2 separate regions of the Homo sapiens genome follow, and region 1 is linked to region 2. A link is a contact called in ENCODE Hi-C data. All regions are on one chromosome and are shown on one strand. The core of a region is the stretch at or near the end of the contact, and the rest is flanking DNA. Distances in the headings are between cores, read along the strand shown. Region 1 holds the start of PHF23 (PHD finger protein 23). Region 2 holds the start of MNT (MAX network transcriptional repressor).

The links. A loop is a pair of places that touch in the nucleus more often than their neighbours do. Pooled maps may share reads with other maps.
Region 1: a map of chondrocyte shows a loop between it and region 2 (7-fold over the local background). The contact joins the promoter of PHF23 here to the promoter of MNT in region 2. A Hi-C loop is called at or near these places in 1 of 168 maps with a recorded cell type or tissue (chondrocyte), 2 of 37 single-sample maps with no recorded cell type and 10 of 50 pooled maps.

The regions. Positions count from the first base shown.
Region 1 is chr17:7,235,900-7,240,892 of GRCh38, reverse strand. It overlaps PHF23 (PHD finger protein 23), which reads left to right and starts at 1,436. Exons shown (of 5, transcript NM_024297.3): 1 at 1,436-1,647; 2 at 3,233-3,264; 3 at 3,416-3,508; 4 at 4,126-4,963. The coding sequence starts at 1,614. It overlaps GABARAP (GABA type A receptor-associated protein), which reads left to right. Exons shown (of 4, transcript NM_007278.2): 4 at 1-885. The coding sequence ends at 39. RefSeq lists enhancers at 969-1,058, 1,186-1,835 and silencers at 1,169-1,308, 1,359-1,538, 2,689-3,168.
Region 2 is chr17:2,399,696-2,404,612 of GRCh38, reverse strand. MNT (MAX network transcriptional repressor) reads left to right here and starts at 3,553. Exons shown (of 6, transcript NM_020310.3): 1 at 3,553-3,973. The coding sequence starts at 3,901. RefSeq lists enhancers at 1,446-2,015, 2,016-2,586, 2,958-3,007, 4,298-4,868, 4,869-4,917 and silencers at 2,308-2,627, 3,278-3,587, 3,778-3,857, 4,008-4,067, 4,588-4,917.

The DNA of each region.
Region 1 (4,993 bases), core at 187-2,686, 4.8 Mb before region 2:
TACATTGCCTACAGTGACGAAAGTGTCTACGGTCTGTGAAGCTGCTGCCCCTGAGCTGGAGGGGGGTCTCATTCTACAAAGAGAGAGGTGGCCCCCCTTTCTTGACCTCCTCCTCCTTCAAGCTCAAACACCACCTCCCTTATTCAGGACCGGCACTTCTTAATGTTTGTGGCTTTCTCTCCAGCCTCTCTTAGGAGGGGTAATGGTGGAGTTGGCATCTTGTAACTCTCCTTTCTCCTTTCTTCCCCTTTCTCTGCCCGCCTTTCCCATCCTGCTGTAGACTTCTTGATTGTCAGTCTGTGTCACATCCAGTGATTGTTTTGGTTTCTGTTCCCTTTCTGACTGCCCAAGGGGCTCAGAACCCCAGCAATCCCTTCCTTTCACTACCTTCTTTTTTGGGGGTAGTTGGAAGGGACTGAAATTGTGGGGGGAAGGTAGGAGGCACATCAATAAAGAGGAAACCACCAAGCTGAACTGAATTTTGCCTTGTGTTGCTCCCCTCGTCCCGCTGATTTTAAGTCTTTCCAAGGTGTCAGTGGGTTTCAGTGGTGGGGAAAGAAGAGTACTGGGTACAAGCTGGAGGGATAGAAGTATATTTTGGTTTATTCTGTTCATGTTGGGCTTTTCCCTGTCTGCAAAAAGAGGGTGCTTTTGTTGTGATGGAATGGAATACTGAGGATTATTTCTTGAAACTTTAGTTTTATAACACGCATGTGAAACTAAATGTTAAAAATGCTCATGTAAAAAAAAATTTTTTTTTACTGTGGGTTCCTGTGGAGAAAGTTCCGAAGTACCTGCTTTAGGTGAACATCCACATTTGCTAGAACATTCTAACTAAGATATTTTCATGTGTGCAAGCTAGTAAAACGGCTGTTCTCAGTTGCATGTCACTTGGCTAGACTTTTGCCGGTGTGTGGGATCCGGCAGAGTGGAATCAGGGAGGGAGAAGACTGGGAGCGGGAGCCATTATCGCCAGGAATACTTCAACTCCCAGCAATCATTTCTCCGGCAGGCCGGAAGTGGGGCGGTCCTCCTGGGGAGAAAGAAGCTGCAGAACGAGGCAGTATGGTGGCCGAGAGTTCTAATCCCTTCTTCCTCTTCTTTCTTGGTCCCGCCCAGCCTACATCTCCCAGGGGCCTGCGCGCGCACTTCCGCTCTCCCCTCCGGCTCCTGGTCTCCCCGCCGCTCCCCGGGGGAGGGGAGCGGCTTGGTGCGCCTGCGCCAGCCTGTGGCTTTCTGGGAATCAAAGTTCCGGAGGTTCATGCGGTCCCTTTTCCGCTGTTCCCGGACGGACTACAAAACCCTTGGTGCACTGCGCCTCGGCGCCGGCGGGGGGAGGAGGGAGAGAAGAGGAGGGAGGGAGGAGAGAGGAGGTGGAGGAGGAGGAGGAGGGAGCAGGCGGCCGGCGGCGCGGGGGGAGGGGGCCCGGTCCGGGAGTGCGGGAGGCAGTGGTAGAGGGAGGTGGCGGCAGCGGCTAGCGGACTCGAGTCTCAACCGGGCTGAGGCGGACACTTCTGTGGAGCGAAGCAGTGGGAGCATCGAGCACTAGAGGCGGCACCGGGATCCCCGGCTCCGGGGAGGGGGGCGCCGGACCGGGAGGAGGGGAGGGGGCGATGCTGGAAGCCATGGCGGAGCCCAGTCCCGAAGGTGAGCTCTCGACCGGTGCAGAGCGCTGAGCCGGCGGGGGGCGGGCGAGGAATCAATTGGCAAACTTGGAGGTCGAGCCCCGGAGCCCAGCGGGGGAGTTCGGGGAGGGGGTCGGGAGGCTGGCCCTGGAGGTGGGAGAGCGACGAGTTGAGAGACCTTGGAGAAAGAGGAGTGGGAAACTGGGCTGGGGTAGTTGGAGATCAGACGGTGTGGGGGTGCGGGGGATAGGAGCTTGAAACCCGGAGCCTCGGGGGTTAGGGCCCGAAAGGGCCACCGGCAGATTGGGGCCCTGGAACTGGAAGGTTAGGGGAATCCAGTGGCCGGAGAGTTGCTCAGGAGGGAGGACGTAGAAGAGGCTGAGTGAGGGGCCCGGTAGTTCGCCGAGGTGGGGTAGTTTGTGGCGGTGGTACCGGAGCTCCGAGTAGTTGCCGCCGGAGAATGCCCGGTGATTGTCGGAGAGGTGGGCAGGTAGTTGTGGGGAGAAGAGGGGGTCTGGGTATTGTCTACGGCAGACGGACCTGTACCGGGGGGTAGTTGTGGAGAGAGCGAGCCAGGAAGCGAGGCGAGCTGGGTAGTTGTAGGGGGTGGTGGGGCGGGGTGGGGGGGGTTAAGACCGGCGACTTGTCGGGCGGGGGGGTAGGGTTGGTCCGCGAGGGTTAAGAGCCTGGGAGTTGCTGAGGGTGAGGGGGGCATCGGCGGCAGCAGCGGTGGCTGCTGTGGAGAGAGAGAGAGAGTGGCTGGTTGGGGGGAAGGGGCCAGAGTTGAGGGGTCCATAGCCTAGTAACTGGGTGGTGAGTACGGGGGCGGAGGGGGGGGCGGCGGCCGGAGAGGGCTAGGAACAGGGCCGGGGGGCCCGGTGGGGAGCCCGAAAAGCTGGAGACGGGGAGGGGCCAAAGCCCCGGATGGGGGCGGAGGGACGGCGAAATTGTGGGGAGCGCGGTATGGGCGGGGGGGGGGGGGCAGGTGGGGGCCGCGTCCGGGTTAGAGCTCCCGGGTCTGTCCCGGCCGTGAAGTAGCGTTGGATGCGTGTGCCTGTGTGTGTCTGGGGTGGGGGTGAGGGGCGCGCCGGGCCGCGTGCTCGAGTAGAAGGGGCCGGAGGGCGGGGAGCGGTTCGGCGTGGTCATCCTGGACCCTGGGGGCTGGCGGGCGGCGTGTGCGGTCTCGGAGGGCCCGAGGCGGTGGAGCGCGGCCGGGTAGGAACTCGGGGCTCCGGGCGCGTGTGAAGGACGGGGGCGGCTGGCGGCGGCCCGGACGCGGCCCCGGGAGCGGTACGGTGGGGTGGGGCGCTGAGGGATCCGAGTAGACTGGAGTCGAGAGAGACCGTGAGTTGGGGGGGCGGGGCGCCGGGCCTCCGGTTGGGGGAAGGGGAGCGCTATAGCGAGGCCTCAGAGGGCGCCGCGCCCAGGCTCCGCCCCTCGCGGGGCGGAAGGGGGAGCCGGGGCGGATCCAACACAGCTGGGGGCCTGCTGGCCTGGCAGAGGGACCTGGGAGAGCAGGGGGTTCACTTAGGAACAACGGGGTTTAGAGGGGGAGTTTTACACAGATTGTTCCTAGTGTCTTGACTCAGCTTTTATTGCTTTTCCAGATCCACCTCCGACCCTTAAGCCAGAGACTCAGGTGAGGTTTGCCTTACCTTTGCAGCCTAGTAGCCCTGCCTGACAACGCCCCCCGCCCCCCTTTTCTAGACCTCACTTAGGGACTGTGTTTCTGGGAATGCCATTCTTAAACTGTGTGGCTTTGCATGTGATCCATATCTCCTTCCTTTCAGCCACCAGAGAAACGGCGGAGAACAATTGAGGATTTCAACAAATTCTGCAGTTTTGTTTTGGCATATGCTGGTTACATTCCCCCTAGCAAAGAGGTAGGGGCAAGAGAATTACTGACTTGAGGCTGGTGTGGTGGGACTATAGAGTGACTGTTGTTCAAACAGAACTGTATTGCTTTATAGAAGGAGGCCCTTAGAAATTATATGTAAGACCAGGGAAGTTGGAGACTCTTAGGGCTGTGGTAGGAAAGCTGGTATGCGGGGAGTGGATGGCCGGGATAGCTAGCTTGAACAGCAGTGAAAAGGAAGGGGGATTTGGAGTCGCTGGTTGAGATTTTGGCATAGTCTTGAGGTGCTGTGAATGGAAGGTGTTTATGGATAAATTTTAGGGAGATGAAAATGGTAACAAATGAGGCTATACAGAAAAAGAGCTAAGGACATAACGGCTCCGGTCTGGGTGATACAGTGTTCCACAGGCCCTGGGCAGGGGCAGCGGTGAGGTGTCAGACTTGAGGGTAGAGGTAACACGGACTGGTCAAGAGGACATGCTGATGGGAATTGGGGTGGGGAGAAGTTTTTGGAGTACAGTGGGATTTAGTGGTTGAGGTAGGACATTTTGGGGTAAATCCAGTCACTCCTTTTCAAGCTGGGTTTGTGGAGGGGCTGAGATGACACTGGGGTTCTGCTGACCCTGGTCTCTTCCCCCTTTTAAGGAAAGTGACTGGCCAGCCTCTGGCTCCAGCTCTCCATTGCGAGGAGAGAGTGCGGCCGACAGTGATGGCTGGGACTCGGCCCCCTCAGATCTTCGAACCATCCAGACTTTTGTTAAGAAAGCAAAGTCATCCAAGAGAAGGGCAGCTCAAGCAGGTCCCACCCAGCCAGGACCCCCAAGGTCCACTTTCTCTCGTCTGCAGGCCCCCGACAGTGCTACCTTGCTTGAGAAGATGAAGCTCAAGGACTCTCTCTTTGATCTGGATGGGCCCAAAGTGGCATCTCCTTTGTCCCCCACATCCCTGACACATACCTCCCGGCCCCCTGCTGCTCTTACCCCCGTGCCCCTTTCCCAGGGGGACCTCTCCCATCCTCCTCGAAAGAAGGACCGAAAGAACCGAAAGTTGGGGCCAGGAGCTGGGGCTGGCTTTGGGGTGCTTCGGAGGCCTCGGCCAACTCCTGGGGATGGGGAAAAGAGATCTCGAATCAAGAAGAGCAAGAAGCGGAAGTTAAAAAAGGCAGAACGGGGGGATAGACTCCCACCTCCTGGGCCTCCCCAGGCACCCCCCAGTGATACAGACTCTGAAGAGGAGGAGGAAGAGGAGGAAGAGGAAGAAGAAGAAGAGATGGCAACAGTGGTAGGGGGTGAAGCCCCAGTCCCTGTGCTGCCAACACCCCCTGAGGCTCCTAGGCCCCCTGCCACAGTGCACCCTGAAGGAGTCCCTCCTGCTGACAGTGAAAGCAAGGAGGTGGGCAGCACTGAAACAAGCCAAGATGGAGATGCCAGCTCCAGTGAAGGCGAGATGCGGGTCATGGACGAGGACATCATGGTAGAATCAGGTGAGAGGTTCGGGCTGGGGCGAGGGGTTT
Region 2 (4,917 bases), core at 2,304-4,803:
TCTTGAGTGAGTACATTTGCCAGCTTCTATCCTGGCTCCACCCCCTTGGAACAGGAAGCTGGGGCTAAAATATTAAACAGCCCTCCTATTCATTCCCCTCTTCTTTCATGCCCTCACATCGCCATTTATAGGTATCTCCCACCCCCACTGTCCATTCCTCAACTGGGGAAAGCTTGGTTGATGAGGTATTGTTTTTGGCCATTTTCAGGCTCCTGTAGGCAACAATAGGTCCAGAAACAGCCTCCCCCACCCTTTTTTTTTTTTTTTTTTTTTTTTTTTGGAGACGGAGTCTCTCTCTGTGGCCCAGGCTGGAGTGCAGTGGTGTCATCTCAGCTCACTGCAACCTCCACCTCCCGGGTTCAAGTGACTCTCCTGCCTTAACCACCCCCAGTAGCTGGGATTACAGGCGCCTGCCACCACGCCCAGCTAATTTTCTTTTTTCTTCCTTTTTTTTTTTTTTTTTTTAGTAGAGACAGGGTTTCACCACACCACGTTGGCCAGGATTGTCTCGAACTCCGGACCTCAAGTGATCCATGCACCTCGGCCTCCCAAAGTGCTGGGATTACAGGCGTGAGCCACCGCTCCTGGCCTGCAGCCTCCCTTCTAAACCCTTGTTTTTGTCTAACATCCCCTGGCTGCTGTCCCCACATGACCCAAATAAACAGATGATCATGTGAAGCCAGTAAGGCTGTTTGTTTTAAATAGCAAACATCTCCACTAAGCTCTGGAGCAGATGGAGTATTGGGGGCAATGGAGAGGCTGGCATTCAAATCTGTGTTCACTCTACTCTTACCTTCTGCTTCCTCACCCCTGAAGCGAACAGTGTCTTAAGAACACTGCCTTTCAGAGAGGTGCCTACTTACTGGTATAGAGTTGGCCAGTGACAAAGAAGAGTGTAAAAAATTAAACCTCAGCCTTCAGCAGAAACTCCAGGGCTGTATGAGTGCATGGCCACCTGAGGAGAGCAGGAAGGGACAGCTGGATGGAGCACTGTGCACCACGGTGCTGACCCCACACAAAATAAGAACTTGCCCAAAAGCATTAACTCAGGTCACAATCATGTATAGATGCAGCTCCACTTAGGACGGGTTTCACCAGCCATAATCCCATCCTAAATTGAGCGCATGCTAGATTATCACTTTTACAACCATTGCAAACTTGGAAAGTCCTGTGTCAAACCATCACAAGTCAGGGACTGTCTGTATACTGTTGAGAGTCCCTGTTCCACTGCCGCCTATATATTATATTGCCTTTGAATTTTCCATTTTCTCTAGTTGTGCAGAATGGGCCAGGCCCAACCATACTGGTGGCAAGTGGCAGACACCTTAAAGGAAGCAATGTTGGAGCCAGCACAGATCTGGCCCTCCCAGCAAAGGGGCACTCATCCCATGGAGAAGAACTGGGCTGTTCCGTTCTAATCCGCCTTTGCTCCAGCTTCATCATAAGCAAAATCAGTGGTACCTACCTGGACATTTGTGTGTGTGGCGACTTCTGCATGCTCAGCTCTAGATGCTGGGGCATTAAATGTGAAAAGATCAGAGGCCTCTGTAGACTAGTACTGGCAAACAGCCCCCTTCCTCTGGTTCACGAAGTTCTTGATTTCCAGGATCTGTGCAGATTTTTCCCCCCTAGGATGCATGACGATGCCCTCAAAGGAAAGGAGTAAAGCCAGCAAACATTTTGCCTGCTTTCTATGTTTCTAGCTGTCTTCCAACCAGTCCCTAAAATAGGAACGCTCCGAGGGTGCCATGTGATGGAATGTATTGGCAGGGCGGCCTGCCTCTCAGCCTCATGAAGGTTTGCTTTCTGGTTGTGTGTGATGTTGAAGCCGCGGCTGAGGAGTTCTAAACCCACTGGCACTGACTGCCCCCCCACTTCTTGGACCGGTTAGCAAAGAATGGAGCCTGGGGCCAGAACTGAGGGGTACTCCCCCTGCACTGGCACAGCACAATCGACATGCTCCGGGACGCTCCAAATAAGCTTTCAGCCGCCTGGGGTCTATCGCTGCCGCTGTACCAGTGGGGTTCGTGTGGCTTCCACCGAGGAAGCAGAACAGCGGAGTTGGGTCTCAGGTGAAGATTTTTGTTGCCCCAATCACAGTGTGTTAAGTGGTCAGGGTTGCTATTCCTCCCTGGCATTTTTCTAATTGGGGGCCCTCCTCCAGAACTGGCTTCAGAGTCGTCCCTGGGGTCAGGGAAGAGTGCCCCCGCTTCGGGAGAGAGGAGCAGGTGGAATACGGAACGACCTTAGGCGAGTCCTTGGCCGTCACGGCCTCAGTTTCCTTATGTGTGAAGTGAGAGGATTTAAGGGCAGCCGGCCTCAAAGAGCTAACTCTCCGATTGCACCCGAGCTCCCCTAAACACTCGAGCCCGGAAGACGCGGGCGGGCGGGCGGGCGACGGGGGGTCCCTCCCTCTGGGGAGCGCGGTTCCAGCCGGCCGCAGCGGACCCCGCCCCCGCGCCCCGCCCACCGCCGGTCGCCAGGCGCGGGGAGGGCCGGGCTTCCGCCCTCCACGTTGTTGTTCCCGATTTGGGCCACGCCCCCCGGTCTGGGCTGCGGGCGCTTCGTGTTCCCCGCCCTGGCCCCGGCCCCAGAGGAAAGGGTGGCCCATGGGGTGGCACAGTCCGTATCTCCACCCACATCGAATACGCGTGGACAAAGACTGGAGTTCAGGGGAAGGAAAGATAAAGGCCTGGTTTTAAATGGAAGGTGGTGAAAAGGAATGGAGAGGCCAGGGCACGACTGCGGGATTCCCCTTACGGCATCCCACCCTGGGTTCGCCCAGTGGCCCCATCCGCACCCGCGAATGTGACCTGCAGACACTGGCCCTTTAAACCGAAGGCTGGCGGCGCGGGGTGTCCATGTGGAGCTGCTCCATGCCGTGTTGTCCTGCCCGCCCATTGGCTCGCGGCCCGGTGACGTCCCCTAATAGGATGCGAACGCACTGCGGGGGGAGGAACGGAGACAAAACGCGGAGCCGGACTGCCGCTCCGCTCCCTCCGCTGGTTCTCTTGACAGTCTCCAGTCGCCGGCAGCTCCGCCCAGGGGCGGATCCCGGGGGAATTGCGACAGCCCGGCGATTGCGGGATTTAGGTCGCGAGTGGGTGGAGCGTGGAGACCCAGGGTCAGGCCAGTCTCTGCCATTCCCAAGGTTTCCCTGACCCGGAATATCCTGGTTGGAACTCTGTTAAATCTTGAATTGTTCACCCTACCCTCCCTCCAGCAGGACAGATTTCGTCGTGAACGACCCAAACGCACCGCCCCGGCCCAACTTGTGGCTTGCAGCCGGGGCGGGGCCAGCAGGAAAGCGGAACCGCGGCGCGCACACCCCGCTCGGACCTCTCCCTCCCTGCCCGGGCCACGTGTGCGCGCGCCGGATCCGGGGGGCGGGGCCAGCAGCGCAGGACCCGCCCCTCCCTTCGCGAGACGCCGCGGCCCTGCGGGCGGGGGCTCCGGTCCGGGCTTTGGCTGTGGCCCCGGTGTAGTAGCGGGGGCGGCGGCCGGGGGCAGCGCGGCTCCTTCCCTTGTTGTGTGTGTCGGTGCCTCCTCGCCATCTTGTTGCAAAGCCCTTTCTTGTCGGCGGGACTCCCGGGGGCCGCGGGGCGGGAGGCATCGGAAGGGAGGTAGAGAGGGAGGGGAAGAAGGGAGGCAGTGCCGCCTTTTTTTTTTTTTTGCATCCCATTTTTTTAAATTTGCAATTTTATATTTTGCAAATATTTTGAGAGACATTGATTTTTCTCCCCGTGCTCCCCCGTTCTTCCCTGCGGAGTGCGCTGCGCCGCCCAGCCCTGTCGCCCCCCGGAGGTGATCCCTCCCTCCTGCCTGCCCGCCAGCCTGACCTGTGCCCGGCTCGCGGGCCGCAGCCTCGGCCCCGGCGCGCCCCCGGCAGCTCTCGGCGCGATGAGCATAGAGACGCTACTGGAGGCGGCCCGCTTCCTGGAATGGCAAGCGCAGCAACAACAGAGAGCACGTGGTGAGCGGCCGGGCTGGGCCCCTGGGGCACTGGGGAAGGGGAAGCGAGTGACCCCGGTCCCCGAACCCACGCGAAACCGCGGACAGGGCCCCCTCCCGGGCGGCCTGCGGAGCCTGGCAGCGCACGGCTCCCCGCGAGAGCCGCCGCCTGGGGAGGGGTGATGTGGGCAGTGAAATTAATTAATGAATTCATTAACATGCTGCGAGGGACCTGGCTCCTGCGGGCGCCACCCCGGCTGCGTGGCACCCCTGTGCCCCTTCTGTGGTGGGCTGCTTTTGCGTGGGCCAGCGGAGCCCTCGGTGGCACTGAGGATGTGTGAGCCGGGGGGTGGGGTGAGGAATGGTGTTGCGTGGGGGTGGCAGGCTCGCGTGTGCGTGCGTGTGTGCACGGGGGATGTGTGATGTGAGCCTCGGGAAGAGCAGATGAACGGACGTGTACACGGGCGTGTGTATAGCACACGAGTGGGCGTGTGTGTAACGGAGTGGGGGTGGGGACTACTCTACGCGGAGCAGCTCTTCGGCTTCCCTGGCCCCGTGGGGAGGGTGCGGGGGGCGCTCCCGGCAGATCTACGCGCCGCTTGGGGCGGAGGCGGCCTTTGCAGAATGAAATGACATCGCGTGTCTTATGATCCTGGCCAGCCCCGCCTGACCCCGCCTCCCAGAGCTGGGCTGGGCTGCGCGTCCGGGGTTTGGGTGAAAGCCGGGCTAATTGGGCGTTTGCGAAATGGCCCGCGGGTCGCTGGGGGTCAGCCCCCGGGCCCCCCTCGCTGCGCCCCGCTTTAGCCAGTGTGGAATGTGGCGTGTCTGCGCGTTCCAAACCCGCTCTCGCCTGGAATGTTGCGTGTGCCTGCGTTCCGAGCCCGTTGGTTACACCGGGTGGTGACGTGGACGGGCTCCGCCCCCGACCACGTGCACCGGGGACACTCCTGCTGGGGACGGCGCGGC